Linked DNA regions of Homo sapiens: region 1 is linked to region 2. The links are chromatin loops, found by intact Hi-C in ENCODE. Cell type or tissue: A673. All regions are shown on one strand. Each heading gives the region's core, and the rest is flanking DNA. Links, peaks and the distances in the headings are about the cores only.

The links. Hi-C counts contacts between places; a loop is a spot of excess contacts. Peaks named below come from ENCODE experiments on the same cell type or tissue, not always from the same donor. Only the 100,000 strongest peaks of a DNase experiment are listed, where the experiment ranks them.
Region 1: a loop joins it to region 2, with 10 times the contacts of the local background. A loop is called at or near these places in 16 of 110 quality-filtered maps.

The regions. Positions count from the first base shown.
Region 1 is chr11:111,440,419-111,456,664 of GRCh38, reverse strand. LOC107984386 (a long non-coding RNA gene) reads right to left here and starts at 10,801. Exons shown (of 3, transcript XR_001748382.2): 1 at 10,698-10,801; 2 at 8,438-8,531; 3 at 8,021-8,112. It overlaps LOC644277 (a long non-coding RNA gene), which reads right to left and starts at 7,327. Exons shown (of 4, transcript XR_001748381.1): 1 at 7,172-7,327; 2 at 6,220-6,325; 3 at 5,256-5,418; 4 at 3,120-3,256. It also overlaps a transcript of BTG4 not described here. RefSeq lists enhancers at 9,834-10,013, 14,745-15,944. In A673, for the core only: CTCF peaks have their summits at 9,717 and 9,920 (motif pointing right); a DNase peak (open chromatin) is centred at 9,944.
Region 2 is chr11:110,194,060-110,210,305 of GRCh38, reverse strand. It overlaps a transcript of RDX not described here. Among named protein-coding and RNA genes, the nearest start is that of RDX, 94 kb to the left of the region's middle. RefSeq lists a silencer at 9,748-10,042. In A673, for the core only: a CTCF peak has its summit at 8,808 (motif pointing left); DNase peaks (open chromatin) are centred at 8,765 and 10,575; H3K27ac peaks cover 973 bases.

The DNA.
Region 1 (16,246 bases), core at 6,965-11,964, 1.2 Mb before region 2:
CCCTCCCAGTGTCAGGGTGGATGAAGTAGCCAGGGGGTATGGAGCCTGCGTGGCCGCTGGCTGGAAGCATCAAGGAGTTGGGGCCAGGGACCATCAACTTGGTGACGGGGTTCACACTGATGTCATCAGCACCAGGAGGGCCTGCTGGGGCTGCAGGAAAGCAATCATTGCCTGCTCAGCCCTGGGCTGGGGGCCGGTGGGAGAGGGAACATGCGGGGACTCCCTTGGCTGGTGACTGGAAGGAGCTGGTGAGAACTCCTCCCCAGCCTCCACAGACATTGTGCTCCTGAGGGGGCAGGGGTCTCATCTTTGCTAACTCCAGAGCAGTATTCCACGTGCCATTGTGATATCATTGCGCAGGCCGGCAGAGACTGGAAAAGCCTCGGGAAATGGTGGCAACAGCCTACAGGGGGGCTACGGGATTCCCAGGACTCAGCAGGCCTGCGAGACCCCAAGACAGGTTCATCATTTACCAAACTTGGCCGTTTGCCTTCATCTGCCAGGCTTTTATTTTCAGGAAGTGCCTCCGGATCTATAAAGCTATGACTTGCCATGGCTTTGTTTCTTCCTTGGTTCTTCCCACTTTCGAGGCTCCTTCTTCTTTTGGGCAGGCATTGCATGGGAAGCCCCTCCCGACCTTGGGGTGTCCGCTCTGTTTTGCCCTCTTCTACCTCTCCTCCCCTGCTGGGTGTCTGGGGGTGGAACTGGAGTTTCTACAGGGCTAGTTGCCCTGATTCAGGGCCAGGTTTCCTGGGGGGCCCTGGCTGAGGCCCAAGCAAAGCTCACCTGGCCTCAGTAGCTCCGCCCCAGTGCCGGTGCCCAGAATGCCCCAGGCCTTCAGGCGGTGGCCCTCCTGCAGCACGACCTGGGACAGGTGGCCCAGCACCGTGTCCAGCTGGGGAACTGCCCTGCAGGGGCACAGGAGCAATCAGGGGTGGGAAAAGGACGTTTTGTTTTGGCCAGTTCCGGGACCCCCTGCAGCCACATTCTCTCCTCCCCATTTCATGTCTCCCTAAGTCTGATCCAGGTTGGCCAGATCCACACTTTTCTGGGTTCTGCCCAGCCGGAGAGGATTTCTCTGACCTGGAGCCCATCTGTGCTTTCAACTGCTGCTGAACCTCCCTCAGCGTCGAGCAGAAAGAGGCCCACTGCTCCTGCCTCCCGAGGAGGTTTTGGCGAAGGAGCTTGAGTTGGTGACGAAGGCTGGCTGCGTACTCGCCTGCCAGGTGCCTCCTCCGGCTGGCCTTCTCTTCTGCAGCCCAGGCAGCTGCCTCAGCAGCCTGGGTCAGAGACAACCCTGCCTGCTCACCTGCAGGCGCTACAGCCACCAGGGACAGCAAGCTCGGGGACACCCCACTCACCTTGGGAACTCCAGAGTTATTCTGGACAGGCATGGCAGCAGCGGCAAAGGGGATGAGAAATTCCCAGAGATGGTGGGAACTGTAGGTAAGAGCTTTAGGGCCAGGGAGATGGAACAGGTTGGGGAGGTGCTAAGGGAGGGAGCCTGGACCTCAGTGAGGGGAGGGAGTTGTGTTTGGGCACAGAGACCAGAGAGGAAGGCGTGAACCAAGCCCACCTGCTGCTGCTCCCTCTGCACGCTCCTCAGAAGCCGGTTAGCGGAGGCTGGGAGGCAGCGCCTTGTTCCCCACAGCTGCTGGAGAGAACGGGCTTCACCCAGAAGTTTAAGGTAGAGGAGTTTGAGCTGTGAGAGAGGGTGGATTGAGTGTGTGTGAACTCTGTTCCCGGAGCCACCCAGCCTCTCACTGTTGTGATTGCAGCGCCCCCTGCTGCCAACAGCTGGAGAGACTCCAGAACCCCACCCCCCAACCCCCAACCCCCAACCCAGACACTTGGAAAGAGTGAATGAGGACAGACACTGGCTCGTCCCAGCCAGTCTCAGCATGCACATTCTGCTGGGGAAGCCCTGGCCCAGTTTTGGTACTTGGACTTCTAATGTATTCTTTTTGCTTCTAATGCCTGCCATCTACTGGCATAAATTTGCTCACCTAGTTGGGCTACCGAGGACTAGGGATGGAGATCTGAGAAGGAACTCCAATGGTGGCCTTGGTAGAATCCCTATTACTGGTCCGAAGCCCTAGGTTTCATGAAATCAGTTCTAATTTTAATCTGAAATCCTCTATCTCCCCTTCCCATATACTCTCCTTTATTCTGATTCCTTTAGGACTCTATGTTCCATATTCTTTGGACTCTATGTCCTATAACCAACTCTCCTGAAGAGGAGACTCTTTCTAGCCCCACATGTTCCTCCAGTCTTGGGTAGAAGTGTTGCCTGGAGCTGCCAGTTACCTCTTCCTTCGTGTGGCTGAGTTTGGCTGTCACTGACAGAGACTGCCTGAGGCAGTCTCCAAAGAAGGCCTCTGTGTCAAACCACTCCAGATCTACCTGCTCCTCAGCCTCCCAGCTCCCACCTGTGGGGGTCGGAGGGAAGAAGGATTATCCTCCTGAAATGCAAATATGAGCTTCCCTACAGATCTTCCATGCATCTTCTTCCTATAGAGCCTCAACAGTCCAGGCACAGTCTTGCTACTGAAAGTGTAGTTCTTGGGTAAGGAGCATCAGTGCTACTGAGGAATTTGTTAGAAATGCAGAATCTCAGGCCTCATCCAAGACCTACTGAAGCAGAAGATCCCCAGGAAATTCATATCTACATTAAAGTTCTAGGAGCACAAACAAATCCCAGTGTGGCTGTCTGAGGACCATGCTGTGAGTAGCAAGGATAGAAGGGGAACCCTTCAGTGTGACATACAATAAATACCTTCTGCAACTTGCTCCTCTAGATAGTACTGGTCACTGTGTAACTTGGCTGCTTTGTACACGGTTATACTATGTTTCTTTTGGAAAGTGTGTTTAGATGTCTCTTTCCTGCTCTATATTGCCTATGCCTAGTGCCCGGCAGTGTTATGACATACAGTACCACTCAGAAAAGATTTTTTGAGCAAATCAGTGGATGAATGAAGAGGAATTGAGAATTGAGCAATCTTGGAAGATGGAAAAAAGAAGCAGGAGCTGGCTAGTTGGATTTGGGGGTGCCTCTGGGATTCTAGCCCACCTGTCACTCACCAGGACCCCCCTCAACCCTGGGGGCGTCAGAGTCTTGGTGAGATCGGCCTCTCCTTATTGACATTATCCCAGTTCTTGGGGAAGTGTAGGCATCGAGGTTGCATTCTTGCTGATGTCTCCTGAAGGTGGGGTGGGGAGCAGCCTTCCGAGCCCAGCTCAGGCTGTGACACTGCATCTACAGAGTACATAATGGGGAGTGGGAAGGGAAGGGCGAGCTGAGGGAGCAGCATCCTTCCTGAAGACTCTGAAAGGAAACAGGTCGCACTTCACCGTGGTTAGGGAGCACCTCATCCTCTCTTGCTTGGACTAATTGTTTAGGTCTCTGTCGTTTTTCCCCCTCTGATCCATCTCTGTCCTCCACCCTACTGCTAGAGTACAAATAAAAGTTGGACCAGGTTTTCTCACTTGCTGAAAGTTCTTATCCCTTGCCTAGGGGTTAGAGTCCAAACTTCTTAGCAGGGCCTGGAGGCCATCCCATTTTAGTCTCCCTCCCAGTTCCAGCCTTATCCTTGTCCTCACACCTCAGCTCCAGTCATGGGAAACCCCGTTTGGTCACCAGAGGAGATGTGTGTTGTTTCATGCCTATGTGCTTGCTGTGCTCACAATACTCCCCTTCTCATCTCTGTTCCTCCTCCCCACTGCGTACCCCCTCCTCAACTTACCAACCCTCTGGTAGTACAGGGACCACATTATATTAATAATTCTCCTGTTTCAAACCTCATTCAGGCATCAACTCTTCCGGAAAGTCTGTCCTGACCTCCACCCTCTCCAGGGAGAACAGTCAACTCCTGCCTTGGTGTGCACCCTGGACATGCTTTAGCTAGCTCCATTATATTTGCTGACATGTATTTGTTTCAAGCCCTGGAGGCTTGAAACTGCACCTTTGTCACCTTTGCATCTTAGCAACTATTAGAATGCTTATCATAAACAGGAATGGAAGACCCACTTATAGGGGATTGGAGAGGTGGTCTTGTGGAGTGGTTAAGATGTCGCTTGTCTGGCTTTACTCAAAGCCCCAGGAGCAGCACAATCTCCCCCAGGAGTCCTGGCCAGCCAGACCTCTTCAGGGCCTGGGGGATCCTGGCGATGCCAGTCTGGATGAGATACCTGGGAGTTGTGGAGGCAAAGGGCCCTTCCCCACAGCACTGGCCCCCTGGCGGGAGGGCCCGGACATAATGGATGGAAAGAAGTCTGTTCAGTCTTTGTCCCACTGTCTGCCAGAGACTGGCCACAAGACAGAGTGGGACCCACGCCGGCCAACACCGACCAAATAGTTGGATGACTGTGTAAACCTGGGGACTGGGAGGCAGAATCAGAGTTTTCCTGGGAAACTTGTTCACATCAGATGACTCAAATCAGATGACTATCTGTATGAGGGAGCTGTGTGCATGTTCTGGGACTAAGCCAGTAAAACCTCTTGGATGTTGTGCTGACAGGGAGATACTAAATGCTGTGTGTGGCACTAACAGCACACCTGGATCAGTGTGGTGGTGCAATGTGCAGGTCACACAGATAAAACCATGCATAGGTGGGCTTGGCAGATGGGGGTCGGGGGGAGACAAAGTGGAGGATTGGGAGAGATAGCCAGAGGTCCTAAGCCGCTCAATGCCATTGATGTCCCTGAATACATACTTGTGTTCCCATCCTCTCAACCTTCCCCTCCTTGCACAGCACATGCTGGGTTGCTGTGAAATGAACTTTGGCATCCCAGGACCATCTGTTAGCATTGTGGGACCCTGAAACTGATAGGGACATCAGGGCATCTCCTTCCCTGCAGATCTGTCTGAGCTGGTTATGAGGCAGTATTTATTTTTTTTTTGAGACAGAGTTTCACTCTTGTTGCCCAGGCTGGAGTGCAGTGGCACGATCTCGGCTCACTGCAATCTCCACCTCCCGGGTTCAAGCGATTCTCCTGCCTCAGCCTCCCAAGTAGCTGGAATTACAGGCATGCACCACCATGCCCAGCTAATTTTGTATTTTTAGTAGAGACAGGGTTTCTCCATGTTGGTCAGGCTGGTCTCGAACTTCCGACCCAGGTGATCTGCCCTCCTTGGCCTCCCAAAGTGCTGGGATTACAGGTGTGAGCCACCACACCTGGCCTGCAGCAGTATTTTTTAAAGAGAGGGGAAATAATGGGATAATGTCTTAAATGAGGCAAATTATCGTAGACAAACCATCTTCCGATGTCGGTTGCTGCTCAGACGAAAGACATAAATGCCCGGCTTTTGGAACTGCTGCAGAAAGAGGCTGAGGCTTTGCTCATAGAGCTGGGACTCCTCAGCCAGGGCCCGGAAGCGCCGCCAGTCATATTGCTCCAGTGTGTTATAGAAGTGGCCCCTGAGGAGAGAGAAAGGAGGGAATACGTTGCCTTTGGGAGTGGTGGCTGATGCAGGGGCATTTCCTCTCTAGGGCCTCCATGATGATGGGGCTGTGGTCTCTGGACACTCACAGGTCATACTCTGGGTAATGCTCATGAGTCACCAGGAAGGCCAGGGTATCATTGACTTGGAGGCAGACTGTGGGGTTTCGGATGCCTGGCTCTGGGGGCAGCAGATCCCCAAGATGTGTGGAGTTGAGGCTCAGTGACCAAGAAGAGTCCAGATGTCCTTCCCTAGACTTTCCTAGGTAAGATTCAGAGAATGAGGGAGAGCTGCCACTCTTCAGATGGGTTTGTGCTGGGACCTGGGAAGGGTAGGGGAGGGATAGGAGGGGCAACAGGTGAGCTGCGATGCCCACCTGGATCCTGGTCTGGACACCTGGGATCCCCGAGGGGAAGGCCTAGGGAGTGTAGTAGCTCACCATCTGGTCAGGTCAGGCCCAGGAAGCCAAGCGCTAGAACAAGCAGGGATTCCCTCTGACCCTGCAGGGACCGGGGTAAGAGTTTTCCCAAGAGCATGTATATAATCAGCAGCTGTTCAGCCTGGTTTGCACGTGGTAGCTTCAACTTTCTGAAACATTGAGGGGGGTCAGAATTTGCATGCAGTTCTCAGGGAGCCCTCCCTAGGGGAGTGGTTGCCCTGTCAAACCTCAGCTTCTGGTCATGGGACAGAGCACACGCCCTGGTAAGGACAAGGCTTGCATGTGTGTGGTCCCGAGCCACAGGCCTCCCTGTGGCCTCCATCTGTCCAGCTCTCTTACCATCCATCTTGACCACATAGAGGGGGACAGACTTCTGCCCTAAGTCCAAGTTGCAGGGATGGCCCACAGCACGTGGTGGGGAAGGCTGGTCCAGAAGGTAAAAATCCTGGAAACGAAAAGAGGCAGTGTCAGATCTTCCCTCAAGACACGGAGTCACACACTTGCCCAGTAGGAAGGGAGGGCGAACACAGCCCCTTCCCTGAGCTGTGTCTGAGTGTCCTGAAAGGACACAAGGGAGGTGGGGGTGGGAATAGTTCCAAGAACTCCATGGGGCAGGGGCAGCCTGGAGTCATGACCTCTTGGACAGTGTCCCTCTTCTTTCATGAACACAATGACCTCTTATTCAAGGAGTTTTGTAGGATGAAATAAAATCAACAAAGGGGCCTTGCTCTGGTTCTGAGCCTCTGATGTTGGTGAGGTGCCAGTGATGTGGGCCAGGCAGCAGCAGCCTCTGGACCCTGCACATAGGCATGTCCTGCATGCTCCCTCTTTGGAGGCAGAAGTCACAGGCCCTGGCTCTGCATGAGGTAGGACCTCAGAGTACTGTACCTGACTCCCCATGCCTTCAGTGACAGAAATCTGTGGGATGCCATCAGGGCAGCTGAGCTGCAAGATGTGTCTCTGTCTCTCTGGGCACAGAGGGCTGCACATTCTGCTTGACTGTTGTCCCCAGCACAGGCAGAGCCCCAGGGCTTGGGTCATGTCCATGGGCATCTCCTGGTGTGGCACACACCTGCACAAAGACTCAAACTTCTTGGGGACACCTCCCTGGGGAAGCTCTTCCTCATTCTCTCCAGCTGCTTCTAGGAACTGCCTGAGAGTGCAAAGTACTGACCTCTATATTTCCAGAGAGGGGCAATGGAATGAGCCCAGTGGCTGGAATGGTGGACATTTGAATGGGAGGGTGGAGGGGCAGGAAGGCCAAGGACATAATAGATGGGCATTCTCCTACCTCGTGGGCACAGTGGTCATTCCACTGAGCCTTGGTCAAACATAGCCCCTCCTGATTCCAGTGGCTCCGTCCTTGCAGCTCCTGTGTTCCCACTGGACACAGCCCATTGGCTCTCCAAAGTCTCGGTGGCCCGGGAGGCAGGGGTACCGACTGTCACTGGGCTGGGGGCGGGGAGGGGGAGGGAGGAGTGCTGGTTCATGTTGGTTGGTTAATACTTCGTTGTGGTGAACCATGCCCAGGTTTTTGGCTGTGACCCTTTTGGAAATGGGCCAGAAGACAAGGGCAGGGGCGGGGAAATGAGCAATAAACAGGGCAGGGGAGGAGTCAGGGGGAGACCAGCCTGTTCTGGTAAGGGTCTGGCTGGTGCTATCATTTCAATAAAAAAAGAGACTTGAGACATTCAGCAAAGGAAGAATTCACATGCACATTTGTTGGCTTGCAGAGAACGTTCAAGTTGGAAGGGCTTGGGCTAGGATGTGTTTTGGAAGTGATCGTGGCAAAAAGCAACATAAAGTCTGTCATTTTCTTGGAGAAGGCGAGCCAGATTTAGCAAATGAAAACACAGGTCACCCAGTTAAATTTGAATTTTAGACAATTTTTTTTTTGGGTATAACTATGTCCCATGCAAGACTAAAAAAAAGTTTGTTATTTATCTGAAATTCAAGTTTAACTGGGTACCCTGTATTTTATCTGGCAACCCTATCCCCAAGTCACTTGGAAACCTGAGCCAACCCTGGTCAAGTTACACCTGAGCCGAGTTTGACTTGAGACCAAAACAGTCCTGGAAACGCAGCCTGTCCTTGGGCCCCCCTGCCAGAGGACATACTTGGAACACTCGCCCAGGCCCCCGGCAGACACACGTGTCCTTGCCCTTCTCTGGCTGGGTGGCCTCTGAGCCACAGGGGAAACAGGCATCCTGGCCGGGCCAGGGGTTGAAGAACCTGGGAGGGCAGAGGTGGCAGAAGGAGGCATTGTGGGGTCCTGCTCCGGACAGGAAAGTTCCCGGGGGACAGGGAGCAGGTGGTGAGTTAGGACAGAGACTACCTGTAGGGGGACAGCCATGCAGTAATTAGGACTAAGACTTAGCTTCCAGGAGCGGTGGGTCACCCACGATCCCACAGGGGCACAAGTGGACCCCTGACAGTGCTCTTCTCCCATTAGGGGGCTTCTGAGCCCTAGCCCAGCCCAGGTGTCTCATAAAGCCAGCATCTTCCCCCAGAGCTGTTTTTCTGTTCCCCACTCCTCAACTATACCCCCAGCTCCTACCCTCTCTGCATCCTGGTGGGTCTCGCTCTTCTTTTGCACGAGGCGTCTCATTCCCGCAGTCCTGAGGGTTCTCTGTGCTCAGGCATGTGGCACTCTGGAGGGCATGGCAGAAGACAGCTATGGAAGCCCATGTCACTGGGGTGCCCTCAAAGGGGAGCATCCTCACCCTTGGGTGGGGTGACAGTGGCAGAGAGAGAGGTAGGCATAGAAGTAAGAGGGTGGACAGATGCTGAGAAAGACCGCTGGGGAGGCAGATGGAGAGTTAGAAGGCAGCAAAGCACAGAGGCCCAGTGCCAGCAACACTATGAGAAAACAAGATGAGGGTGGCGGTACAGGAGAGGCACAGGGACAAGTGGACCCAGGATCCCAACTCAGAGAGAAATGCCCAGGAAGGGCAGCCTCTGCCACCCATGGGAGCTCCGGGATGCACTCACTGAATATTTCATGAGGATGAAATCTAAGATATGGATCCTCTGAGCAGCTTTGGCCCAGACAACTTAAGTGTCTCCACTCTCTTTTTCCTACCTCCCTGTCTTCCGGGAACCTTCCTCTCCGGAGGAATGCCTCCATCTGCCGCCTCTGCTCTCCACGGTTCTTCTCTATCTCCTATCTCCTTTTCCTTCCTAGAGAAGCTGGTGGGGTGTGTGTGCATGCGTGTGCATAACTGGGCTTAGTGAGGGCAAGGGACATCTCAGTTCCCTTCTTCTGCAAGGCAAAGCCAGCCAGATTCCTTTAAGTACTCTCCGTGTGTGAAATGCTGCAGGAGAGATGCAAAGGAAATAAAACCCGAGGCTTCTGCCTTTGGTGCGTGTACAGCCAGGTTTCAGAGACCCATATGGTTTTAGCTTTAGAAAGGATGTTGGAGATTATTTAGTTCTCTTCTCCCAGTTTATAAAGAAGACTGCGGTCCAGAAAGACTGAAAATTCAGGCAACCAGTCAAGTGCTCTTAAAGAATATGCATACCCAGAAAAACTGGAAACTGTAAAACTGCCAGTGAATCCTTGGATAACCACATGATGTATCGGATAAAGCATTCAGCAGGTGGTGGAGAGAAAGGCTCAGGTCCTGGCCTTGTCATTAATTACTTTTCAAAAGGGCAGAGGTGGCAGAAGGAGGCGTTGTAGGGTCCTGCTCCAGAGAGGAAAGTTCCCGGGGCACAGGGAGCAGGTGGTGAGTTGTGACAGAGACTACCTGTGGGGGGACAGCCACGCAGTAATTAGGACTAAGACTTAGCTTCCAGGAGCTACATTCTTTTTTTGTAGTAAGTCTTTCAAATCCAGAGTGCATTTGGATATGCAGCATATCTCAGCTTGTAGTAGCCCCATTTCAAGTGCTCAGTAGCCATAGGTGGCTGGTGGTTACCATAATGTTCAGCACAGGCTGACTTCCTCCCACAAAGCCACTTCTCTTCTGGGTGTTCCAGGCCCTTGAGTGTCCTTCCCTGCACATCTCAGTCATCTGCTTTGCCTTTGTTTGTCCAGATGGTGGCACTGTGAGCTTGCAGGAAGTGGTGAGCAGGGCGTGGAGGAGTCCAGTGGAAGGAGAAGAGGAAATGCTGTTGCAGGGGAGGATGTGTGTGTGTGTGTGTGTGTGTGTGTGTGTTTATTGGTGTCATGATCTTAATTATTTTTTATAGGAAGTAAGATTAGCATCTGTGTAATGTTTTGCAACAATTCCAAAACGTTCCTGTCCCTGCCAATCACCTGAGGATCTTTTAAAGACAGAGATTCTGATTCAACAGTATGGGTGATCTGGGGTGGGGCCCAAGATTCTGCCTTTCTAAGAAGCTCTCAGTGAAGGCTGACCTCATTGGACCATGCTTTCAGTATCAAAGTTTTGCGAGGAACTTTGATATGCACCACGCTTTTTGGTACTCACAACTACCTTGTGAGATTGACATTGTAATGAACCCCACTTATTGTGTTAAGAAATGGAGAAACAAAAAGATGAAATCACTTGCCTAAGATCATACCAGTAATAGGAGGTGAGGCCAGGGTAGAGCCCAGGTATTCTTGCTCTGAAGCCTGTTCGCTCCATACCAATCACATACATTTCCCAGGTAGTAGAAAGTAGGTTCACGTTGTCAACCTTCCTTCTGCTCTGGGTAGGTAGGTGGGAAAGCTTCCTACTGCTCTGAGGTCTTAAGGGATGTTCTGTAACCTTGTGGTCTCTCTATCCTGTTTCTATTATAATCATGGCCATTAGCTCTCTGCACTTCTCCTCCCTTCTGTGAAATCCATCTCAAAGGTAACTTCTTACCTGGTGAGTGGGACAAGGAGGTTGTACTTGGCTGGTGAAAGGTCCTGGGGGCCTAAGTAGGTTCAGATTACTCCAACTGGCGAGAGTAGTAGAGCTGGAAGGGATCCTAGGGGCTGTGTCCTTCAGCTCTTTTATTTTGTGGATGAAGAAACTCAGACCCAGAGGGAGGAAGTGTCTTGTCCTGAGTCAACACAAGACAAGATGGAAAATTCCCACAAGGTCAGGTCACTGGACAGGATTTCTAGGAATGGCAAACCGGAAAAGACTAAAATAGAGTTCAGGTTGCTTTTCAGGTTGAAGTTTAAATTAAAAATCAGATCCTAATTAGAGAACAATTGTTCTCTGCTTTGAAATGTCCTGCCTCAGAGCCTTTAGCAATTGGGGATATGTTGGGCCTAGAATGTGGCAAAATACTTAATGAACCTCTTTCCTAGGCTCAGTCCTGTGGGAATACAGAGGACTGCCCTTATAGGGCCACGTATATAACAAAGGAGGGCACGATGAAAGATGTGGAACTGAGCTGTGTGACAGCCCACACAGGCTGAAAAGGCTCAGAGGATCCCCGGACCCTGTTGGCACGATACACAATAGGAGTGGAGGTATAGATGCTGGAGGCTTTGCTGTGAATCCAGCCTCAAGGAGGTAATGCCACTAGTCTTCCTTCCTGCATGAACTCCCAGACTGCATTAACTGCTGGATTAGGGAAGGGAGCGTGTTCATTCCAACATCTCATTTTAAAGATGAGGAAACTGAGGCTCAGAGAGGTTTGGGATTTTCACAAGGTCACATAACTGGTTGATGGCAGAATGAGGGCAAGTCCCCAATACCCATCAGTAATTTCCTCACAGTACTGTACCACGAGGGCAACCTTAACCTTAGCACGGTACCATGAGGGTAGCCGTTGGGCTCCCCATCTCTCTTCTTCGCCACTGCTTCTTCTATCCCCTCACCAATATCTATTGTCTTTGTCCTCTAAGGCTTATGTCCTATTTGTCCCGTTTGACAGAGAAGGTTATGGTTTTCAAAAACAAACTTTCTTGGTTGACCGTTGCCTTGGAGAGAGCCTGACCACTCCCCTGCCTCTCACAGAGGAATCCCCCACGCCAGCTTTTACTGCTGCGCTCTCCTGCCTTTCTTTCCTAACGTCTTCAGCCACCCTCTTTCCACCATTCCTTTTTCTGTTGCCTTTCATCCAGTTCTGAAAAAAATCTCATTTGATTCCCTTACCTCTTCTTCTACTTTTTAATTTTTATTTTTTAAATTTTTGTAGGTACATAGTAGGTGTATATATTTATGGGGTATTATGTATTAAAACATCTCATGTGTCAAAAAACATATCCTTTGAGTTACCAACAATTCAATAACAATCTTTAAGTTAGTTTAAAATGTGCAATGAAGTTATTATCGACTATAGTCACCCTGTTGTGCTATCAAATAGTAGGTCTTATTCATTCTTTCTATTTGTTTTGGTACCCATTAACCATCCCCACCTTCCCTCCCAGCCCCCCACTACTCTTCCCAGCATCGGGTAACCATCCTTCTACTCTCTATGTCCATGAATTCAATTGTTTTGATCTTTAGATTCCACAAATAAGTGAGACATTGCCTCTTAGGACTCTCCTGTTTCTTTTCCTTTCTCTCCTATGTCTTCTCTCCCCTCCCCTCCCCTGCCTTCCCCTCCCCTTCTCTCCTCTTCCCTCCCTCTCCTCTCCTCTCTCTCTGTCTCTCAGTCACACATACATACACACACTGTCTCTACACACACACACACACACACACACACACCCCTCAGGGTAGTGGTTTGAATTAATTACACTCAGTTCATGGAACATTGTCATTGCTGGTGTGGTTTGGGCAGGAAACTTCTCCTATTTTGTTCATTTATTTTTCTCCATTTATTCTTATTTCCATCTCCCCATAAAAAATAATTCTGTTAAACCAAATGTGTGTCTGTGAGTTCCTGCAAAGCAGGCATCGTTTAGGCACATGTCCGTTTTAAATGCTTGCAGAGGTGGTTGTGCTGTCTCACCCTGGTTTCTTACTCCCCACTCTGCACTGTTTTAAATACTCACCTGTGTTGCTAAGCGTCCTCGAGCTGGAGGCTTCTAAGTGAGGCTTCCTGCTTCATCTATGCCCATACCTAAAGACCACGCTTTCTGATTGCTGCCCTACACTTGTTGCACCCAGGTCCTCGTCCTGTTGCCCCCAGCTGTCTGACTTTCACTGTATCCCCAAACTGCCTTCTCTCAGGACCCTGGCAGTGCCCCCGGGATGTCACTTTCAGTTCTGATTTTACCTGACTTTCCACTGGTCTGACAGGTGGGGGACGACTTAATTTCCATGATCCCAAAGTCCCTTTTGTCTCTCTTTTTTTTCCCTCTGTTTTTAAGTTATGTAAGTTTTTCCTAGAATGTGCTGATATTTTTTTGAAAAACTTTATTTTTTAAGAACAGTTTTAGATTTACAGAAAAATTTCAAAAGATAGTACAGTGTTCTCATATACCTCACACCCAGCTTCTTCTCTTATTAACTGCTTACATTAATATGGTACATTTGTTATAATTAATGAACCAATACATTATTATTAACTGAAACCCATACTTTGTTCTGATTTCCTTAGTTTTACCTATTGTCTTTTTCTGTTCCAGGACCACATATGACATCCAGTCATCATGTCTGCTTTGCCTACTCTCAGTTGAGAGAATTTCTCAAATTTTCCTTGTTTTTGATGACCTTGACAGTTTTGAGGAATGTTGGTCAGATATTTTGTAGAATGTTCCTCAGTTAGGATTTATCTGATGTTTTTCTAACGCTTGGACTGGAGGTGTGGGTTTTTGAGAGGAAGACCACAGAGGCAAGGTGCCATTTTCATCACGTTGTATGAAGGGTACATGCAATCAACATGATGTATCACTGTTGGTGTTGACCTTGATCACCTGGCTGAGGTAGCGTTGGCCAGGTTTCCTCCACTGTAGAGGTTACTCTTTTTCCCTTTCCACACTATGCTCATTGGAAGAAAATCACTATGTACAGCCCACACTTAAGGAGTGGGCAGTTGCCTTATCCCTCCCCGAGGGTGGAATTAAGTTATTTGAAATTAACGTAAGTTAATCGAATGCAAGTTATTTGAGATTCTTCTGCATGTGAGATTTGTTGCTTCTTCATTTTTATTTATTCACGTGAACATTTATTTATATCAATATGGACTTATAGGTATTCATTTCATACTTTAGATTTAGATAGAGAGTTTTTTTTTTTCCCTGTCTTTCAAAATGATCCAGTGCTGGTTGTTGTGAGCTCTGCCAGTGGGCTACGGGGTCCTTTGGACATACCTCATGATTGTGGGTTGTTGTTGTTGTTGTTGTTGTTTTTCGAGTACTTCCTTATATTTTTGGCACTATAAGATGCCCCAGGCTCATCTGGTGTGTGTGTGTGTGTGTGTGTGTGTGTGTGTGTATACATTTTTTTTGAAACAATCTTACTCTGTCATGCAGGCTGGAGTGCAGTGACTCGATCTTGGCTCACTGCAACCTCCACCTCCCTGGCTCAAGTGATTCTCTTGCCTCGACCTCCTGAGTAGCTGGGACTACAGCTGTGCACCACCATGCCTGGCTAATTTTTTGTATTTTTATAGAAATGGGGTTTCACCATGTTGGCCAGGCTGGTCTCAAACTCCTGACCTCAAGTGATCCACCTGCCTCGACCTCCCAAATTGCTGGGATTACAGACGTGAGCCACCGCACCTGATCTCATCTCGTATATTTCCTGTCCCCGTCCTAGAATTGGCCATATCCCCAAGGAGTTCTGGTTCCTTTTTATTGGAGAATGTTATTAGAAACCAAAGTCTGGGTGTTAGCTATGCTCTGGTCTCTTATGTTCAACTCACTTTTCTTTCTTTTTTTGTTTTTTGAGATGGAGTCTTGCTCTGTCACCCAGGCTGGAGTACACTGGTGCGATCTCGGCTCACTGCAACCTCCTCCTCCCGGGTTCAAGTGATTCTCATGCTTCAGCCTCCTGAGTAGCTGGGATTATAGGCATGCACCACCATGCCTGGCTAATTTTTGTATTTTTAGTAGAGATGGGGTTTCACCATGTTGGCCAGACTAGTCTTGAACTCCTTACCTCAAGTGATCTGCCTGCCTCAGCCTCTCAAGGTGCTGGGATTACAGGCGTGAGCCACCATGCCCGGCCCAACTCGCTTTGCTTTTCCCTTTCTGTTAATGCTTCTGTCCCCTGCCCGTCAACCATGGGGGTTTCCCAGGATTAGTCACACATTCAAGTCAATAACAAGGAGTTCTTACCCTGTACAAGAACTTCATGAGATCAAAAGCGAGGCACAGTCACGGAGTTTATAGTCAGGCGTGGGAGAGGCATGGATATATTATAAACAGCCCAAGAGCAGACAAGGACAGAGAAGTCAATCCGTAAGGCATCTCTAAGGAACTCATGACTAATTCAGACTGTGGGATCTGGGAAGTCTCTGAGCTGAGAGTTGAAAGAAGAAGGGTGGTGTATTCTCTGTGGTCTGTTCCCAAGCCCATAAAATCTCCCTTGACTCTGGTGCTCAAGGAGCCATCTCTCTCTCGGAGGAGCCGCTGCTGATGCTCTAGTTTGCTTCTCTCTTCCTTCTCAATACTCCTTCCTTCCTGTGGGAACATGAGCAGACCCTGTTCTCTCCCCTACTCCCCAGAGCCCTGAGATATTACATTATGAGATTTTCTTTGCTAATATTTTATTTCTTAAGTTAGGTTGTGGGTACATGGGTGTTTATTATTGTATTCTTCATTCCTTTTTGTATGGCTTGCATATTTCATAATAACATTTGAAATGTATTTGTGAAAAAAAAAAAAAAGAAAAGAGAGCGGTCTCTGGCCCTGGCCTGTGTGACCTTGTGCCCTCACTCCAGGAACCAAGACTCTGCCAGATGACTGCCACTCCCAGCCTAAGCCTGGGAAAGTGCAGCTGGTCTGGGCCAGATGGGTCTGCGGGTGCCTGTCTGACCAGGTATTGCATACATGTTGATGTGACTCAGTACCTAAGTGGTGTGGCAGATAGTCACCTATCCCCTCCTCACTCTCCTTGTCCCCTCATCTCCATGACCCACCTCTGACTTCTGTAGAGTCTCAGAGCTGCAACATAGTGACAACCCTTCTCTACAGCAGGTGCTTGTTGCTGGTGCCATTCTGCAAGGGCTGGATGGGACAAGTCTGGGGCATTCCCCCTGTCTTGGGGCAGCATCTTCGCCTCAGCACTGACCTGACTCAAGCTTCCTTATCTCCCATCTAAAGCTATCTGTGAACAAAAATCTGAAAAGGGCAGATCTAGGTCTGGCAGCAACTGAGAAAAACCAAAGTTCCTGCCAACAGCCAAGGTAGGTAAGAGGCAGGCCAAACGGGGTCAAATGGGGACACCGCCCAGGGGTAGGATGTTGGTTTGAGTCTCTGGGGAAAGAATGGAAAGGATGTCAGCTCCTAGTACATGCAGGCTGGTAACTGTGATGTTCTATTTGCAAGGATAGGTTATTTAGACATTGGGACCAGGAAACTCTG
Region 2 (16,246 bases), core at 6,886-11,885:
TTCTTTTTATTCTTTTTTTCTCTAAACTTCCCTTCTCGCTTCATTTCATTCATTTCATCTTCCATGGCTGATACCCTTTCTTCCAGTTGATTGCATCGGCTCCTGAGGCTTCTGCATTCTTCACGTAGTTCTCGAGCCTTGGTTTTCAGCTCCATCAGCTCCTTTAAGCACTTCTCTGTATTGGTTATTCTAGTTATACATTCTTCTAAATTTTTTTCAAAGTTTTCAACTTCTTTGCCTTTGGTTTGAATGTCCTCCCGTAGCTCAGAGTAATTTGATCGTCTGAAGCCTTCTTCTCTCAGCTCGTCAAAGTCATTCTCCATCCAGCTTTGTTCCGTTGCTGGTGAGGAACTGCGTTCCTTTGGAGGAGGAGAGGCACTCTGCTTTTTAGAGTTTCCAGTTTTTCTGTTCTGTTTTTTCCCCATCTTTGCGGTTTTATCTACTTTTGGTCTTTGATGATGGTGATGTACAGATGGGTTTTTGGTGTGGATGTCCTTTCTGTTTGTTAGTTTTCCTTCTAACAGAGAGGACCCTCAGCTGCAGGTCTGTTGGAGTACCCTGCTGTGTGAGGTGTCAGTGTGCCCCTGCTGGGGGGTGCCTCCCAGTTAGGCTGCTCGGGGGTCAGGGGTCAGGGACCCACTTGAGGAGGCAGTCTGCCCGTTCTCAGATCTCCAGCTGCGTGCTGGGAGAACCACTGCTCTCTTCAAAGCTGTCAGACAGGGACATTTAAGTCTGCAGAGGTTACTGCTGTCTTTTTGTTTGTCTGTGCCCTGCCCCCAGGGTGCTGCCTACAGAGGCAGGCAGTCCTCCTTGAGCTGTGGTGGGCTCCACCCAGTTCGAGCTTCCCGGCTGCTTTGTTTACCTAATCAAGCCTGGGCAATGGCGGGCGCCCCTCCCCCAGCCTCGCTGCCGCCTTGCAGTTTGATCTCAGACTGCTATGCTAGCAATCAGCGAGACTCCGTGGGCGTAGGACCCTCCGAGCCAGGTGCCGGATATAATCTCGTGGTGCGCCGTTTTTTAAGCCCGTCGGAAAAGCGCAGTATTCGGGTGGGAGTGACCCGATTTTCCAGGTGCCGTCCGTCACCCCTTTCTTTGACTCAGAAAGGGAACTCCCTGACCTCTTGGGCTTCCCAAGTGAGGCAATGCCTCGCCCTGCTTCAGCTCGCGCACGGTGCGCGCATCCACTGACCTGTGCCCACTCTCTGGCACTCCCTAGTGAGATGAACCCGGTACCTCAGATGGAAATGCAGAAATCACCCGTCTTCTGCGTCGCTCACGCTGGGAGCTGTAGACCGGAGCTGTTCCTATTCGGCCATCTTCCGCATTATATTTTTTAAAAGTATTACTTTGAGACAGAGTTTTGCTCTTGTTGCCCAGGCTAGAGTGTAATGACGTGATCTCTGCTCAATGCAACCTCTGCCTCCTGGGTTCAAATGATTCTTCTGCCTCAGCCTCCGGAGTAGCTGTGATTACAGGTGGCCGCCACTACCCCCAGGTAATTTTTGTATTTTTATAGAGAAGGGGTTTCATCATGTTGGCCAGGGTGGTCTTGAACTCCTGGCCTCAAGTGATCCGCCTGACAGCCTCCCAAAGTGTTGGGATTATAGGCGTTAACCTCCACACCTGGCTATTTTTTTAAATTAATAAATGATTGTTAAAGCCCTAGAAATCAAAGAAGAGTCTGTGCTCAAGAAATATTCAAAATCTAGAGGAAAGTTGAAATTGGAGAAGTGAAGATGGATGTGGATAGAAGGCTTTTTAAGCCACCCAATAGGTGTTGAATAAAATAATTCAGGAACTCAGTGAGCAAGTCTTCAGTGATAAGAACTGAACTCAGTCTGGAGAAAATTCGAGGTTGAGGATCAAAGGGAAGAAGGCTCTTGGTGAGTTTTAGCATGTAGAAGAGAGCCAGCGAGGAGGGTGGCCACTGTGAGAGCTGAAAAATGAAGTTATCAGGCAGCATTTGAGACAGGCTTATAGTTTGAGTTAACCTCCCGAATAAATGCCAGAGGAGAACGCTACATTCGTTTTCAGAACTGAATGAGTATTTCATTGAAATGTACCAGTCAATTCTTTGTGCAATTCTTTGTCATTTATTAGAAATTTGAAGAGAGAAAGCGTTAGTAACATTTTTCAGATGCTCTGTGTGGGTTATTTGAATGGCTTTGTAGATAAAAATAGATCTGGGCCGGGCATGGTGGCTCATGCCTGTAACCCCAGCACTTTGGTAGGCCAAGGCGGGAGACCACCTGAGCCCAGGAGTTTGAGACCAGCCTGGGCAATATGGTGCCCCGTCTCTATTAAAAAAAAAAAAAAAATCTGATTCAACTTCCTTATGATTCTTTATTAGATTTTTGCCTGTGTGTAATTAAAATGAAAATTGCGTTTTCAACAGAAAATTACTGTAATTATATTTTGCTTTTAGACTAGTAGATTCTATCAAATTAGAGCAAATAGGGCAAATGATCTTTATGAAAAGGCCCAGATACTAAACATTTTGGACTTTGCAGGCCAGTTGTCTCTGTCCCAGCTATACAACTCTGCTGTTGTAGTGCATAAGCAGCTATATGTAAATAATGAGCATGTTTGTGTTCCCATAAAATTTTATTTATGGACACTTAACTCTGAATTTCATACAATTCATGTGTCACAAAATATTCTTCCTCTGATTTGTTTAAAAAAAAAAGGTAAAAAACATTCTTAAATCACATTCTGTACAAAAACAGATGGGAAGCTGGGTTTGGCCAACGAGCCTCCTGAGTTAAAGGTTTTTAAAAACTAATGTTCTCCTAAGGGCCAGTGCTGTGTCTTTCTGTCTGGATGACTATTAATATTTTGATGTGACCCTAGGGAGGTCTTATTTTGTTATAATGAAGGGATTTCTTAGATACTTGAACAACTTTTGGCAGTGGTTCTCACACTAGCGTGCATCAGAATCACTTGGAGGGCTTGTTAAAACACAGATTGCAGGGTGCCCTCCTCAGGTTTCACATTCAGTAGATCTATGCAGCTGCTCAAGAATGTGCATTTATGGCCAGGTGCGGTGGCTCAGGCCTGTAATCCCAGCATGTTGGAAGGCTGAGGCGGGCGGATCACTTGAGGCCAGGAGTTCGAGACCAGCCTGGCTAACGTGGTGAAACACTGTCTCTACCAAAAATACAAAACTTAGTTGGGCATGGTAGTGCACACCTGTAATCCTGGCTACTAGGGGGGCTGAGGCTTGAGAATTGGCTGAACCTCAGGAGGTGGAGGTTACAGTGAGCTGAGATCATGCCACTGCACTCCAGCCTGGGCAACAGAGCGAGACCATGCCACAAAAAAAATAAAATAAAATAAAATAATTGCGTGTTTTAAAGGTGAGTCTGATGCTGCTGTTTTGGGACCACACTTTGAGAATTGCTCGTTTGGGTCTCACTCCAACCCAATACTGTGGAAATAACACAGTTGCTTCTTTTACTCAGTGTCCTTAGAGTAACTATTGACTTCTACATAGTTTCTTTGAGACCTTTGAAATTCGAATGGCTCAAAGACCAAAGATATTTGGAACAAAATTCATAACTTCCCCATCTATTGTAGTATTTTTCCTTCATTACTTTCTGTTTTTAAACACTTAAAAACTAGAGATTCATTTATAACAGTATTAGAGAATGAAATGCATCTAGTAGAAATATAAATGATGGAATATATGTATATATATTAGATACTCATGTATCAGTTTGAAAAATAGTATGTTGCCAGTAACTGGCACTGCATGTTCCTCTCCATCACGTCATCCGTTTCTTAGCTTTTACTATCTGTGTTTGTATCTACAACAATATAATGTCTAGTTTTGCCCACACATGAACTTTATACAACTAGTTTTTTTTTTGTAATTCGTGATGAAGTTCTCAAAACATAATTTTATTACACACACATGCACATCCATTTTGATGAATATAGCTGTGGTTCATTTTCACTGCTGTATTTATTTTATGAGTGCACTACAATTTATCAGTTCCCCCAATGGTGGACATTTGGATTGTTACCAGTATTTTTTTTTTTTTTTTTTTGAGATGGACTCTCACTCTGTCGTCCAGGCTGGGGTGCAATGGCATGATCTTGGCTCACTGCAACCTCTGCCTCCTGGGTTCAAGCAATTCTCCTGCTGCAGCCTCCCAAGCAGCTGGGATTACGGGGACCCACCACCACACCCAGCTAATTTTTTTTATTTTTAGTAGAGACAGGGTTTCACCATTTTGGCCAGGCTGGTTTTGAACTCCTGACATCAAGTAATCCACCAGTCTTGGTCTCCCAAAGTGCTGGGATTACAGGCATGAGCCACTGCGTCTGGCTATAGGATTGTTACGAGTATTTTTTAAAATCTTTAAACAATATAGCCACAGATATTTTTGTCTTCTATTCATGTTTTCTAGTGAATAAGCACAACAGTATTTCTACAGCAGAGACCTAGGGAGGGGAGTTGTCTGTCATTATGGAATATGCACATCTTCAACTTTACTATGTAACCATCAATTGTTTCCTAAAGTAAGGCTATATCCACATCTTCGCCACACTTCATATCACTAAACTTTTCAATTTCTGCCGATTTGATAGGTTTAAGATGACATTGTGCTTTTATTAATAATTTGCATTTTGTTAATTACTAATATAACATAATTTTTCTTTAAAGGCCTTTCATGTTTCATTTTCTTTGAAATAACTTTTTTTTTGCCTGTTTTTTATTAGATTGTTTATCTTGATCCAGTTAATTCAGATAATTTCTTTCCATTGTGGTTACTAATCTTTTGACATTTAAATGTTTTAGAGAGATTTCCTTCCATGGCTTACCTTGTCTCTTTGGCTTTTTATGGTGGTTTTTTTTTTTTTTTTTTTTTGGATAGGTAAACGTTTTACAATTTCTTGTAGCTTAATTTATAAATTATTCTCCTCATAATTTGTGGGGATTTTTTCTTGTGTGTGTCTTGTTTTAAGAAATTATTCTCTCACTTTATGTCATGAAGATATTTTCCTATATTTTCATCTAAAAGTTTGGTTATTTTTACATTTAAATCTTTAGTCCAGCTATAAATAACTTTTGTGCATGGTATGAAGTATGGATCCAATTTTATTTTATTTTTTTGTCTAGATGACTAGTTGTCTTGATACTTTATTTAACAGTTCATCCTTTTCCTATTGATCCCATTGCCATTTCTTTCATATTTCTTCCTCTGTTCTGTTATACTCTCATCTGTTGCATTGGTCAGTGTTTCTATCCCTGTGTCAATACTATTCTGTCTTAATTACTACAGCCTTTGCTTTTTAACAAGTCTTGATATCTGGTTGAGCTTTCTTAAAAAGTTGCTACACCTTGTTTGTAAAATAGGCTCCTGACTAGTTTTGGTTCTTTGTTCTTCTGCATAAATTCGTGTAACCTGTATGGGAAAAAATACTTTGGGGACTTTTGCTTGGAAATGTATTAACAGATTAATTTGGTAAGAAATTACAGCTGTACGGCCGGGCACGGTAGCTCACGCCTGTAATCCCAGCACTTTGGGAGGCCAAGGCAGGCAGATCACGAGGTCAGGAGATCGAGACCAGCCTGACCAACATGGTAAAGCCCCGTCTCTACTACAAATACAAAAATTAACCGGGCATGGTGGCGTGTGCCTGTAATCGCAGCTACTCGGGAGGCTGAGGCAGGAGAATCGCTTGAACCCGGGAGGCGGAAGTTGCAGTGAGCCGAGTTTGCGCCATTGCACTCCAGCCTGGGCAAGAAGAGTGAAACTCTGTCTCAAAAAAAAAAAAAAAAAAAGGAAAAAAAAAAAAGAAAGAAAAGTAATTACAGCTGTACAATATTAAGCATTCCTAATCATGAATATGCAGTGTCTTTCCACCAAGTCTTCCTTGATGCCATTCAGTAAAGTTGTTTAAATTTTTGCATTAAGATCATGTATTTATTTTGTTAGATTTATTATTAATCATCTTTTTGCTGTCATTTTCAGAGTTACATTTGAAAACTATTTCTGGCTGGTGTAGAGAATGCAGTTGATTTTTTTTTTTTTTTGCTGACCTTAAATTAAGGAACCTTGTTTCATTCTCACCGTTTCTAATAATTTGTGAAGTCTTTTGGGCTTTCTACACAGACTTTCTTCATTTTCTGCAAATAATTATAGTTTTCAGTCTTCTCCATCCATAAAACTTTTATTCTGTTTCTTACTGAGTTGACTGGCTGCAATTTCCAGTCCCATGTGGAACATAAGTGGTGTCTCATTTCTTTTCTTGTTTGAGATGGGGTCTCACTCTGTCACTCAGGCTGGAGTGCAGTGGCGTTATCTTGGCTCACTGCACCCTCCATTTCCCAGGCTCAAGTGATCCTCCCACCTCAGCCCCCTGAATAGCTGGGACTATAGGCACATGGCACCAGCCTAATTTTTAGTATATGACTTTTATCAGATTTATGAAACTTCCTTTTACATACATATACATATTTTTCTAAGAGTTTTTTCTTTTTAAATAAAAAGAGGGTTTTAAATTTATTAAACGCAATTTCTGAGTATATTGAGGTAACCAACCGTGTGTGTGTACTTTAATTTTTTAATTTTTAAAACTTTTTTGTAGATGATGCTACTAAAAATTTTATTTAAAAAATTTATTTTTAATTTTTGTGGGCACATAAGTATATATTTATGGGGGACATGAGATATTTTGATACAAGCATGCAATGTGTAATAATCACATATGGAAAATGGGGTATCCATCCCCTCAAGCTTTTCTCCTTTGTGTTACAAATAATCTAATTATACCCTTTTAGTTATTTTTAAATGTACAATTAAATTATTATTGATTATAGTCACCTTGTGCTGTCAAATACTAGGTCTTATTCATTCTTTCTACTTTTTTTTTTTTTTTTTTTACCCATTAACAATTCTCACCTCCCAACCTCCTGCTTCCCCACTACCCTTCTTACCCTCTGGTAACCATCCTTTTACTCTCTATCTCCATGAGTTTAATTATTTTTATTTTTAGATCCCACAAATCAGTGAGAACATACAATTTTTGTCCTTCTGTGCTTGGCTTATTTAACTTAACATTAGCCATCTCCAGTTCCATCCATGTAGTTGCAAATGACAGGATCTCATTATTCTTTATGGCTGAATAGTACTCCATTGTATGCAAGTACCACATTTTCTTTATCCATTCATCTGTTGATGGACACTTAGGTTGCTTCCAAATCTTGGCTATTGTGAGTAGTGTTGCAGTTAATATGGGAGTGCAGGTATCTTTTTGATATAATGATTTTCTTTTTGGGGGGTATATACACAGTAGTGGGGTTGCTGGATCATATGGTAGCTCCATACTGTTCTCTATAGTGGTTGTACTAATTTACAGTCTCACCAACAGTGTACAAAGGTTCCCTTTTCTTCACATCCTCACCAGCATTTGTTATTACCTGTCTTAATAGGATAAAAGCCATCTTAACTGGGGTAAGATGATTATCTCATTGCAGTTTTGGTTTGCATTTCTCTGATGCTCAATGATGTTGAGCACCTTTTCATATATCTGCTGCCATTTGTATGTCTTTACTTTTAAAAAAAAAACTGTTGGCTGAGTGCAGCAGCTCATGCTTGTAATCCCAGGAGGATTGCTTGAGCCCAGGAGATCAAGACCAGCCTGGGCAACATAGTGAGACCTCATGTCCCACCCTCCCCAACCAAAAAAAAAAAAAAAAAAGAAAGAAAAATTAGCCAGGTGTAGTGAAGCACACATGTGGTCCCAGCTTCTCGAGAGGCTAAGGTGGGAGGATTGCTTGTGCCTGGGATGTTGAGGCTTCAGTAAACCATGATCATGTCACTGCACTCCAGTTTGGAGGACAGAGCAAAACCCTGTCTAAAAGAAAAATGTTAATATACTAAACTAGACAGATTTTTTTTTTTAGATGAAGTCTTGCTCTCTTGCCCAGGCTGGAATGTGAGTGGCATGATCTTGGCTCACTGCAGCCTCTGCCTCCAGGGTTCAAGCGATTCCTGTCTCAGCCTCCAGAGTAGCTGGGACTACAGGTGCAGGCCACCACGCTCGGGTAATTTTTGTATTTTTAGTAGAGATGGCGTTTCCCCATGTTGGCCAGGCTGGTCTCAAACTCCTGACCTCAGGTGATCAACCCCTGGCCTCAGCCTGCCAAAGTGCTGGGATTACAGGTGTGAGCCATGGCCTGTACTAGATAAATAGATTCTTTAAAGTGTTAAACTAGGCCGGGCGCAGTGGCTCATACCTGTAATCCCAGAACTTTGGGAGGCCAAGGCGGGCGGATTACCTAAGTCAGGAGTTTGAGAGCAGCCTAGCCAACATGGGGAAACCTTAACTCTACTGAAAACACACACACACACACACACACACACACACACACACACACACACACACACACAAAATTAGCCGGATGTGGTGGCATGTGTCTGTAATCCCAGCTACCTGGGAAGCTGAGACAGGAATCGCTGGAATCCTGGAGGCAGAGGTTGCAGTGAGCCAAGACGGCGCCATTGCACTCCAGCCTGGGTGACAGAGGGAGACAACATCTTAAAAAATAAGTTCAACTAGGTTTGCGTCCCTTATTATATATTCTAACACATAATTTAATATATATTCTTGCTATAACTTGATATATATTCTAACCCATGGCTTACCGCTTCACAAATCCTGAGCCTCCTGTGTTGTGAATATCCAGCTCATGTGATTTTTATGTATCTCACCCTCACTACCCTTCAGTTGCTGCTGCCTTCAGCTAAAATACTGTCATCTAATCTCATGCCGCCACCTGGTGGCAAAGCTTGGAAATTTCTGACGTCTCTTCACCTTTCTTTCCCTGTTAGGGAAACTCATACATGCAGTTTTCTCCTTCAGTTCTATTCCCTCTCTTGTGCCTTTCATCTATTAACTTTACTCCCAAATCCTCCTTTCTCATGCTCTCCTAAATTTTCTCATTATTTTCATGAAAAATAATTCTCTTCCTTTGCTCTCTCTGCTCCTTTATGAGTCTAAATCTACATAAATAGTACTACTAGTTAATCACAGTGAGAATAATATTACTAGTGACTATGGAAAAACTACAGCTATACATTTTGAAATGACATTTCTTTTTTTTTTTTTTTTTTTTTGAGACGGGAGTTTTGCTCTTCTTGCCCAGGCTGGAGTGTAATGGCCCGATCTTGGCTCACCGTAACCTCCAACTCCCAGGTTCAAGCGATTCTCCTACCTCAGCCTCCTGAGTAGCTGTGATTACAGGCATGCGCCACCATGCGCGGTTAATTTTCTTATTTTTAGTAGAGACAGGATTTCTCTATGTTGGTCAGGCTGGTTTCGAACTCCCGACCTCAGGTGATCTCTGCCTCGGCCTCCCAAAGTGCTGGAATTACTCAGCCTGAAATGGCATGTCATACAATAAAGTGCCAGCCAGACTAACCTTCAAAGTCTTTGAAAATAGTTAGAATTCCCTTTAAAATGTTCTTAAATTTCAGGTACTATTGAACCATCGAATTATTTCTGGCCAGGTTAACATCAAGCTCAAGTATTAAAGAAGAATTATAAAACCATTAATAAATGTCATTGTTTCTATGTTCCTTTATTACAATCTTTGACAAATTTGGAGTTTCTACTGTATTTTACTGCAAAGACTCAGCTTTTCATTATGGGTTAAACTGCCTAGAAACAAAATCACTCTTCATGACGTGGTTTCCATGGGAAACAGCCCACCACAGCTGCCCTTTTGGTTCATAACTCATTCGTAAGATAGAGATTGCTAGTAACTGCATTTCTAATTGTTTTACCCACAAGGTTAGAAAATACTGTAACCAGTATTCTCCCCAGTCAGGGAACTGACTCATGGATACGTTTGGCCAGTTTAGCAGTTTCTTTGTCAAGTTAATTCTGACTTTGTTTTATCTCTAAGGGATATATCGGAGAATGGCAGGTGAGTCAGCTGAGGAAGACAGACCAGAGAGAGTAGGGCTGAAATTGACCTCTTTAATTCCGGCAATGCCAACGTGTCTGCAGAGGAGGTAGTTTTCATGGTTTGTTTGTCTTAACCTATCCAGTCTTTTAGTAGGCAGGTACTGAGAATTTGCTTATTCAAAAACATAGCAACTATTGATTTCAGAGTAGGCACTATAAAGTATTTTGGATCCATTAGTCTGGTTGCTACCTGAAAATAACTTTAACAATGCCTCGGTTAATCAAAAGAGAACTTCACATAAAATATAAAATCTGGTAGAACACATTACTGAATGACATGAAGTTCTGATTTTTATGGCTTTAAGACAAGACCTACTATTCTAAATAATAGGTCTTATTATTGAAAGAGACTAGTTAGCTTGTGTAGAGTTGCTGCACTATTTGAAGTCTAGCATCTATTTAAAAGGAAGGTTTAAAGTTATTCTTATTTCCACATTCTAATCGTGGAGTTTCAAAGGTGGACTGGAAAAAAAAAGAGGTTAAAGATTAGGCAGACAGTTTGACAATAACAGGCCCTACATAATCCAGGCTGACAAGAGCGCCCTGATGTTGCAATGTGCTGAGCAAGTAGTCAGCCTGCCCATTCAGCTTCCTACTGTGTTCTTTTGCTAAATGCTTTCTAATCTCTTAATGTCTCTTTTGAAAGGTGGGGACCCAAACTGTATGCATTGTTCCAGATGCGCTCTTGCCAAAGCAGCATAAAGCAAATGTAACCCTTAGGAAGAAGGCTCCCTCCCTCACTAGGTAAGTACAACTGGCAGCCGTGGCCAGGGCCAGCTCACCTGCCCACTAGACCTGCCACACCTTCCACTGCCAGGATGCTGGTGGGACCTCATAAAATCTGAACCTGTTCATCCACAGGACCTGTGGATTTCAAGTCAAAGGAACTGACCAAGAGCAACCTCTATCTTTACAGCCTCTGATTCCATCCCTTCCAGGTTCTTTCCCAATAGTTTGCATCTCTTGGGCTCTTTGCCAATCAAGAACATCATCCTCCAATTTAATAATTTTGAGGTGAGCTAGAATTTATTAAAATGATGTTTTACCTGTAATCTTGGTGAGCTGATTGGACCTCCTACTTTAGGGGATTCTCTTACCTTTAGAAAGAGCCCTCTCTAGCATTGAGAATGAAAGTATTATGGTGCAAGTTCTCTTATGACACTTCTGTTCTGCTGGGAGGTTTTTCTTCTTTTTAAAAAATCCATATTCAGGCCTGGTGCGGTAGCTCATGCCTATAATCCCAGCACTTTCAGAGGTGGAGGCAGGTGGATCACCTGAGGTCAGGAGTTCGAGACTAGCCTGGCCAACATGGTGAAACCCCGTCTCTACTAAAAATACAAAAAAAATTAGGAGTGGTGGTGCATGCCTGTAGTCCCAGCTACTTCGGAGGCTAAGGCAGAAGAATTGCTTGAATCCAGGAGGCACAGGTTGCAGTGAGCCGAGATGGCACCACTGCACTCCATCCTGGATGACAGCGAGACTCCGTCTCAAAAAAAAAAAAAAAGACGTATTCAGATTTACTTAAAAATGAAGTTTTGTACATGCACATTGAGTAGAACAGTGGCCCCCAACCTTTTTGCACCAAGGACTGGTTTCATGGAAGACAAATTTTCCATGGGCTGGGAGTGGGGTTGGGGGGTGGAGGGGATGGTTTTGGGGTGAAACTGTTCCACCTCAAATCATGAGGCATTAGATTCCCATAAAGGAGCGTGCAACGTGGAACCCTCGCATGCACAATTCACAATAGGGTTCGCTCCTTTGAGAATCTAATGCTGCTGCTGATCTGACAAGAGGCGGCGCTCAGGCCATAATGCTTGTTCACCACTCAGCTTTTGCTATGCCACCCAGTTCCTAACAGGCCACACGCCGGTACTGGTCCTCGGCCCAGGGATTGGGGATTCCTGGAGCAGAAGAATTAAAGAATTGGTTAATAAGCTAGGTTAATATAGTATTATGTACTGACCTGAATTTGGTAATATTTAAAAATCATTTTTCAATATGATTACCATGATAACAGGTTTTTAAATTCTTTTTTTTTTTGGCAGAGACTATTTGACTCATCCCATTTGTGAATAAAACCACAACAATGTTGTTTATGTTGTAAATCTTGAGTTCCCCCAACTTGCTGATTAAGCCTCCCAAAGTTCTCTAAACCTCCTTCTAGCTAAAGGTCAATATATTTGAGATAATATTTAAAGATGTAGAACCAATGTTCTTTATAGAAATATTATGTTTTAGACTTATTTATGTGACAAAAAAATGGTCACATGTGTTCATTTAAGGTGGGGAACTTTTAGAAGCAATTTGCTTCTTTGGCCTTGAATTTGGCCTGCCCTGAAATGAGTTTAAGGTCGTGCAAGATTCTCTCTGATATTTCATGACACTACCAAAACACTTTCATTGTTTCAAAGTCCACTTGAAATGCTACGACACATCCATCATCATTTGCTCTCACTCTCTTTGAAACGGGTCTAGCTGAGAATCCAGCTGGTCTTATTTCTGATATTTGAGCTAAAATCCTGGGTTAAAGCACATTCTTAATGTGCCATAGATTGCCGCAAACAATACTCTTCTTAGCTATTTATCTTTAGCCATTTCTTCCAGTGCAGAAATTCATTCATGTAACTCTTTCCATTTTGTCAACTCGTAAAACTCCCCAAAGTAAAATCTACCTGATCTTTTATGATTTTTCCTCCTTGATTTTCATCTGTTAATGTTCTTTTTAGAGCAAATCCTTTGAGTGAGTTTGACTCTGAGCTATTGTCGTCAGAAGTAGGAAAAGAAAGTTTCTGCATGAAAAGTCAAGATCAAATGACAGAAAGAGATTTTGAATTATCTAGACATGAATTTATGAAGGGATCCACAGAGTTGGTGATTGCCACATCCTCCAGCTTGAGGTGTCACATAGTTGGCACCCTTGGAAGAACTGCTGGGCCTCTCCATAGTTGATTATAAAATTATTGACCCAAGAGAAAGAACAGGGACTCTTGAGTGATGTTCTGGTCCGTCTCCCACTGCCCCCAGGGCTTCTCCACAGCACTGTCATCCTATCTTCCTCGTGACTAGGGGCCTGTAGGATTATGGTGACATTAAGGAATTAAACGTGACATCTAAAGCCATGCACAGGCCAGGCGCTATGGCTCGTGCCTGTAATCCCAGCACATTTGGAGGCTGAGACAGGTGGGTTGAATGAACTCAGGAGTTTGAGACCAGCCTGGGCAACATGGCAAAACCCTGGCTCTCCAAAAAATACAAAAAGTTATCTGAGCATAGTGGCACATGCCTGTGATCCCAGCTACTCGGGAGGCTGAGGTGGGAGAATTGCTTAAGCCCAGGAGGTCGAGGCTGCAGTGAGCCAAGATCACACCCCTGCACTCCAGCCTGGGTGGCAGAGCGCGACCCTGTCTCAAAAATAAAATAAGCCATGAACAAGATAGAACTGACTGGTTTCCACATGAATAGGACCCCTACAGCCTTGGGACCAGACTGTACCCAAATTACTAATCAACCCCAAAGCCTGGCACAGTCTGGTGTATTTAGAGTCATGGGCCTTTTTTCTCAACCTTCAGACCTTTCTCTGAGGCTCTGAGCTGATTTTAGCTGAGGAGGCCAGAGTAAACCCAATCTGCAGGTCCTCCCTCCTGGATTCCTGAGTTGGGAAGGGGCCTGAGGTGGGTCAGACGGAGCTGGTGTAAATAAGGTGAACTCATTCCCTAAGCACACACGCCCTGTGGCTGCTCAACAATTTCTCTTGGGATTCACGTCACTAAGGTGTATGTGACTGTGACATGAAAGAGAGAGTGTTTATACCGTCATCTTATATCCACATCATAATTCTGGATCAGAACATTGCAAAATCTATATGTGAGACTCCTTTTGAGGCCAAAAGTAATTCTAACCAGGCTGAGGTCAGAGTGTAGAGTTTGTGGACGCACCTTTATTTTGATACAATCTGTACATCATTACATTTCCTCACTGGCATTCCATTCCCCTTCATCACTCAACCATCAACTAACCATGACTAAATGTTAACTTACAAAATGTGCAAAGACATTCAGGGTCATGCCTTTTCAACTGAATGTTGATAATACGAGTGTTCAAGTTGAGTTTTCTTCTTTCTTGCCTGACTTTCCTATTCACTTTCTGTGTCTTCATGCAGGCCCCTGGCTACTGACTTATGGGAAGCTTTAGGATAAGGACATACCTGGTGTTCTGAATGTGTATATCCCCCAAAGTCTGCAATCTCAGCTGGAACTGGATGGACCAGTATTCCATTACCCAGGGCCCTGGCTCATGGTTCTCTCCTCTTCTCAGTTTACTGTTGGATTTCCCTTTCTTGCTATTCTCTTTCTCTCCAGACCCCTCTCAATTGCCTTTCCTAAAGACAGACCTTAGCAAGATGGGCCAGGACTTGGGACTTCGCACAGCACCCTGCAGTCCCAAGCCAGCATCTACTGCACCCCATCTTCAGGACTCTATCCCCCAAACATGCTGGAAGGCATCAGCTTATGAGAACCCACTTTTTTCTGCATGACTAGCTTGTAAGGAAGAATCTATGGACAGGATTTCCAAGAATTTCCCACTTTTTCAAAAAATGTATGTGACTTATATTTGGCTTCAATCCAAGAGCAAACTCAGTGGTGAACAGCTCCATTTCTGTGCACATGTTGGTGGAATCTGCAGAAATCGATGCAACATTTCTTTCCTGTCTGGGCTGTTTGTATAATTGTATATAAATGTAGCAATAAATATATTCTAACATCAGCCTGAGCCTTACTGCGCACTTGATTCTGCATCCTGGTGGTAGGCGGTGAATATTGCTTGCCTGCCCCATCTCAGGTTCCCATCTTCTCTGATTTCAGTTACTTCGGACCTGGCCAGTGTTTGGAGAAAGAGGGTTGAGGAGAGTTCAGTGGCAGAGCTGGGATGTGAAGCAGCATTATTAATTCATAAGATGGCACTAGTCCTGGCACTTTGAGGTGTTTTGAATGTCCAAGGACCGAAGCTTAGAGGATTGGGTGACAGTTTGTGACATGAGTCAGCTGCATTAACAGTCACTCTGGCTGGGCACGGTGGCTCACGTCTGTAATCCCAGCACTTTGGGAGGCTGAGGTGGATGGGTCACGAGGTCAAGAGAGCGAGACCATCCTGGCCAACTTGGTGAAACCCCCCTGGGCATGGTGGTGTGTGCCTGTAATCCCAGCTACTCGGGAGGCTGAGGCAGGAGAATCGCTTGAACCCGGGAGGTGGAGGTTGCAGTGAGCTGAGATCGCACCACTGCGCTCCAGCCTGGACGACAAAGCGAGATCCTGTCTCAAACAAAACAAAACAAAACAAAACAAAACAAAAAACAACCAAAAAAGTCACTCTTACAGCCTTCAAGAGCATGTTGTGCTGTGATTATTTGACAGGTATCTGCTGGGCACGAAGTTACCCCTTAAAGATTTTCTGAAAAACCCCACAAAATATGCCAACATGACATAGGATTTTCCATCTGTCACTGATGTTTTTCAAGGATATTAAGTCTAGTTATTTTAGAGACAACCTCCTCCTACAGGGGACACTAGGCAGATACAATATTGTTTGTCTAATATCAAGGAATATTTATTCCCAAAGTGGTCTCTTGTAATTTATGTGAAATCTTTGGTTATCAGGCACTTTTATAACTTAAAGGATAACCACATAGTTGTGGTTTCTTATCAAATTATGGTTTCTCAGTCCTCTCCTTGATTATAAGTGGAAGTTGGCATAAAATCATTCAGTCATAAGACCTGGGAATGCAAGAAACGAAAAGTTGTAATATCCGGCTGGGTGCAGTGACTCACCCCTGTAATCCCAGCACTTTGGGAGGCTGAGGTGGGCGGATCAGTTGAGGTCAGGAGTTCCAGACCAGCCTGGCCAACATGGCAAAACCCCGTCTCTACTAAAAATACATAAATTAGCTGGGTGTGGTGGCAGGTGCCTGTAGTCCCAGCTGCTCGGGAGACCGAGGCAGGAGAATCGCTTGAACCCGGAAGGCGGAGGTTACTGTGTGTCAGGATTGCGCCACTGCACTCCAGCCTATTGTTACCCTATGGCAGGGGCAAACAGCTCTTGCAAGATTACTTTTTGTGTATTAAAAAATACAGCCTGGAAGAGAATTGAGGAAATCATCTGTCAAGCTCTTTAAAACATTGAACAAGTAACTCTGAAGAGTTGTGCCACATCTGTTCTTACTCTCACCTTTTAATAGATATATCAGGGAACCTGAGGCTCCAGGTCAAAA